Regions from separate parts of the Homo sapiens genome. Here region 1 is linked to region 2. The links are chromatin loops, found by intact Hi-C in ENCODE. Cell type or tissue: adrenal gland. All regions are shown on one strand.

What was found. A loop is a pair of places that touch in the nucleus more often than their neighbours do. Peaks named below come from ENCODE experiments on the same cell type or tissue, not always from the same donor. Only the 100,000 strongest peaks of a DNase experiment are listed, where the experiment ranks them.
Region 1: a loop joins it to region 2, with 3 times the contacts of the local background. A loop is called at or near these places in 22 of 110 quality-filtered maps.

Annotation. Positions count from the first base shown.
Region 1 is chr18:13,713,979-13,716,478 of GRCh38, forward strand. The region is part of intron 1 of FAM210A (family with sequence similarity 210 member A); the gene reads right to left. It also overlaps the pseudogene RN7SL362P. Among named protein-coding and RNA genes, the nearest start is that of FAM210A, 11 kb to the right of the region's middle. In adrenal gland, no CTCF peak of the experiment used is centred here; no DNase peak of the experiment used is centred here.
Region 2 is chr18:13,640,524-13,643,023 of GRCh38, forward strand. The region is part of intron 5 of LDLRAD4 (low density lipoprotein receptor class A domain containing 4); the gene reads left to right. Among named protein-coding and RNA genes, the nearest start is that of MIR4526, 31 kb to the left of the region's middle. In adrenal gland, no CTCF peak of the experiment used is centred here; DNase peaks (open chromatin) are centred at 1,258 and 2,055; H3K4me3 peaks cover 782 bases; H3K27ac peaks cover 2,008 bases.

The DNA of each region.
Region 1 (2,500 bases), 73 kb after region 2:
CAGGGGTACGAACCAGGGGATTTTCTTCTATATCTTCAGAGTACCTAAAATCTACTAACGTAAAACAGTTACAAAAGAACTTAACAGTGGAGCTTTTCACTGACCCCCTACCAAAGGGTGGACATTACACAGAACTGTAACCCTTTTGGCACCTAGAACAAATTAGTATAATATGTGTTTTCACTGTCTTTAAGTAGTTTACAATCTAGTTATAAACGGGTAATTAAATATTCCAAGATAGGAGACATGTCAGACATGAGTTACAAGTTTATAAACATACTATGTATTAGGGGAATAAAGAAAAGGCTAACTGAACTACAGTGGTCAGTTGAAGGCTGCAGGATACCTTCGAAAGAAAAACTTCAGAGCATTGGAAAAGAAGATGGAAAGTCATTCTAGGTTAAAGTGGAAATGGTACTTGGAAAGGCACAGAGTGTCAATATGTAAAGATGGGCCTTTTCAGGGTAATGAGAAATGAGGCTGGAATTCTAGAGGATTTTTTAATTCCTAAGGAGTAACTGAAGTTTTGAGCAAGAAAGTGATATGATAAAAGCAGGTTAATATACAGCAAGATGCATAAAGTGAACTCAGTTGCTTCTGAAACTGTATTTTACTTTATAGAGAAATCTGCTCAAAACAATTATCTGGCTATTCAGTCTTCTTTGACCTTGGATTTTGTACACAGGAGCCAGTTGAGAACTACAGGAACTTAATTTAGATCCTGGATTACTGCTTTCTGTATTACATGTAATTTTGCATTCTTTACCATCACCTTATGCATACACCATTAAAGAGCTACAAAAATATGAGTCTGAACAGCTGGATAAGAAATAATTCATTATCTTGGGGGATTTAACACCCCATAATTGATTTGGTTATTCTCTTACTCTTAGAAGCTTAGATTGTCCCCAGTTTTAATGCACTATGAATAGCGTCCTCATGTATAACATTTTTGTCCATATTTTAAGTTCTTCAAGAAATTCCTAGGAGTAGTATTACTAGGTTAGTGAAGATATATTGGTTACTGGATATATATATATATGCACATGTCCAATAACCTAGTTATATAATGTACATATATATATAATCTTATACATAAATATTTATTTATTTTTTCAGAGACAGGGTCTTGCTATTTTGCCCAAGCTGGGAGTACAGTGGCTATTCACACGTGTGATCCCACTACTGATCAGATGAAAGTTTTGACCTGCTCAGTTTCTAGACTGGGCTAGTTCACCTCTCTTTAGGCACTCTGGTGGTCCTCTGCTCCAGGGAGGTCACCATATTGATACCGAACTTAGTGCAGACGCCTGATCAGCACTGCACACTACAGCCCAGAACTCCTGGGCTCAAGTGATCCTCCCACCTTCCCACTAGCTGAGACTACAGGGGGACATAACTATTTTTAAGATACTTAATATAATAATTCTTTAGCCCTAATTCTGGTTTGACAGATACGGCCTCAGAATAGTGGAGACAGGATTATATCAAGCACATCTGTGATTGCACTAATACATATTCGTCTACATTCCCTGAAAAGTTTAGCATACTCTACTAGAATGACAAACTGGGCAGTCACTTTCATTATACTGTGAGATTCATTATCATGGGTATGTTACCACCACATAAAGTTGTTCACATTACAACATTTTCCATATTCTGAACTTCAAGATATCACCAAACTTGCACAGAGTTATTACACAACAAAAAATAATTTGTACTTTCTTAATGGAAAAAAGTATATTTTTAAAAACAGCTCTGATATTTTTAAGTCCTAAGTAGTATCAAACATTATATTCAATCACCTCAACATGAATGAATTCCTATTTCCCATTTCGGCTAAATTTCAGATCCTATAATCCCCAACATAAGATGAAAACCTAGTAAAGTAGGTGCTATCCTTGTTTCTACTGTGGCTCAATGCTTACACAAAAACTTTACCTGAAACAATTTAGAGCAGCTCTGTTCAACAGATTTTTCTGAAATGATGAAAATGTTCTATATCTGTGCTGTTCAATAAGGTAGCCACTACACACAGCTGCCTACTCAACACCCGAAGTGTAACTAGTGTGACTTAAGTACTAATTTTTCTATTTTAATTTTAATTACTTTAAGTTACAATACAATAGTAACAAGTGGCTGATGGCTACTGTATTAGACAACATGGCTTCATAGTATACAGAAAGACTTCCACTTTAAGATTGTCTAGTTACAAAAAAGAACAATAGATAAAACAGTGTTAACTAAATTACTGGTTAGATAAGGTAATGGAAAGTGTTGGCTGCCTACTAAGCATCCTCTCCCCTCTTCCCTCTTCAGAGGCCCTGTTCTGCTCAGGTAGCTGTCTACCAGAGCCCCCAGCTCCAATGATGGATCCCGATCAAAAGGACAGGGCTCATAGCATTGTGTGGCTGGCTGACTGTTATTGGTCCAGGGATGGGCATGTGACTTAGGGGAGTCTAAGGATTTTGAGAACTTACATTCCATGGTTTGGGGACCT
Region 2 (2,500 bases):
CAGGCTTTGAGAACCTCAGGGCAGAACACCTTTTTCCACCCCAGCAAGCAAAATGAATAGGTAACAATTGTGCCCTTGTTTTGAGCAACAGGAGCAGATGGGACCTACACTGGTGGGCTGGCCTGGGAAAGGTCCAGGGCTGGCTTGGCCCGGGCAGCAAGGCTGAGGAAGGTGGTGTGGCGGGGAGGAGACCCCAGGGCTGCAGGCATGCCCTGCGTTACCCTCTGCACCCCTTTCCTGGCCTCAGGAACTCTCTGTGGGATGCGTTAGAAGACCTGCCGACAGGCCGGATAAGGCCAATGAGAGAGGGAACGGAGAAGAGGGGCACCTGGGTTCACAGGCCTTAAGAAAGAATTTAGTTACTTATTTAACAAATTAAACAATGTGTGTCACGCATGTAGGTCTGGGAAATGCATTATTAAAAACACACAGTGCAGAGGTGCAGCACCAGCATACGGGTGGATTTGGGACTCTAAAATGGCTTTGGTTGTGTGTGGTACAAGGGAGAATGTATACATGTATTACGTGTGTAGTTTTTTAAAGTACACATATAGAGGAAAAGATGAGACAAGTCTGATGAGATGTCAACAGCAACAATTCTTAGTTGTGGGTGCTGTGAATTTCCCAGAGAGGAGGAGAGTCCTTTAGCTGGGCATGGTGATTTCAGCACTTTAGCAGGCTGAGGCAGGATCACTTGAGCCCAGGAGTTCAAGATCAGCTTGGGCAGCATAGCGAGATCCCCATCTCAATAGATGGATTAGATGGATGGATAGGTAAATAGAGAGAGAGAGAGATACAGATATTTAGATAGATAGCCTAGATTGCTTGATGAATGGATAAGTTGGATAGGCAGAGACAAATGGATAGAGATAGATTAGAAGGATAGATGGATAGATTAGATGGATGAATGAATAGAGAGAAACAGATTAGACAGAGATAGATGGATCCATCGATTGATTAGATAGGTTAAGATAGTCCTTGCATTCAGGCAAGCCACAGCAGGTGCCGCCTAGGGCAGCGGCCTCTGCCCAGACACTCAGTGCTGCAGAACAGGAGGGAGGCCGGGGCCTGTGGCGGGCGAGGGAAATGCGGGGCCCGAGGACTGGGGTGAGGGAGAGAGGCGGCGGCCCAGAGGAGCAGCAGGCGCGCCTCTGGCGGTTTCCTGTCCGGGCTGGCGGGGCCGCCAGTCGGCGTGGGGTGCGGCAAGGGGAGCGGGGCGCTGGGTCAGCCGAGGGCCGGGCCTCGGGGGCGCAGCCGGACTGGACGGCGGCTCCTGTGGGCACTTGGCCGGGTTTGCTGGTTTTTCGGGAAATAAGGCCACTGGGGACAGTCACTACGTTTTCAGGAACCGCTCAGCCCCTCTGAGTGCCCCGCAGATGGACCTGGCGGCGTTCCTGGCTACGGCTGACTGGGCTCCCGGAGCGAGGAGCGCCCCTGCGGGCCCAGCCTGGGCCCTGGGCGGTGGGAGGGCCTCCGCCCCCTTCCCGCTTCCGCCCCGCTGGCGCCGGACCCCCGCCCTCGTCTGTGCCTGCCAGGCCGGGCCCTTCCCTCCCGTCACAGGCGGTCCCTGAGCCCACCCTTCGTCTCCGAGCAGCTGGACCGCCGTATACGTTTGCCACTGATTCCAGGATGTCCCCGAGTATCTTAGGAAAGGGCCGTGTTGGACAAACGCGGGGCTCGGTGTTTCTTCCGCGCCGTCCCTCGCTGCTGGCGCCGGGGCCGTCGGAGGCTCAGTGATGGCCCAGCCCGCCCGTTTCCGAGAATTCCCCAAACGCGGGCCCCTACACGCTGAGTTCGCGCTCTCCCGTGACGGCCGACAGCCCCGCGGACCCTGCTGACAGCCACACTCTGGGCTGAAAAGGGTACCACGCGTACTTTTTTTCCCAGCACGCGTGGGGCCTTGGAAAGAACCTTTACTGAGGCCTGTGGCTGGCCTGTCACCTTGTCAATCTGGCCAAACGTTTTTGAAAAAGGATGCTAACTCACCAGATGTGAAGTTGCATCTGCCCTGTGAATAGGTGGACTGGAGAAGACACTCGCTGGAGGATCCTGAGCCCAGGCTCGGAAAGGGCCGTCCACCTGCGAGCGCGGACTTGCGCCTCTGCTGGAGGCCGGGCAGGGCACGGGCGGGCCCCGGGCCACCTCTGCCAGGGCTTCCTCAACCCAGCCTGCCCTCATCGGGCGGCCACTGAATGCGGTTGGACAGTCATCTTGAATGTATTTCAAGCACACAGGTGTAGAGAGTGAGCCATATTCCACTTCAAATCTAATCTGGCCAGGAGTTCAACTTTTCCATGTTTCCTTTTGTTCACAGCCCTCCATGTAGACAAGAGGTCTGAAAAGGGACGGGCTCTTTCTCGCTCCACGTTTTTTGTTTGTTTGTTTGTTTGTTTATCTATTTTTTGTTTTTTTTTTTTCTTCTGTTTTTTTGATACGGAGTCTCACTCTGTCGCCCAGGCTGGAGTGCAGTGGCAAGATCTCGGCTCACTGCAACCTCCGC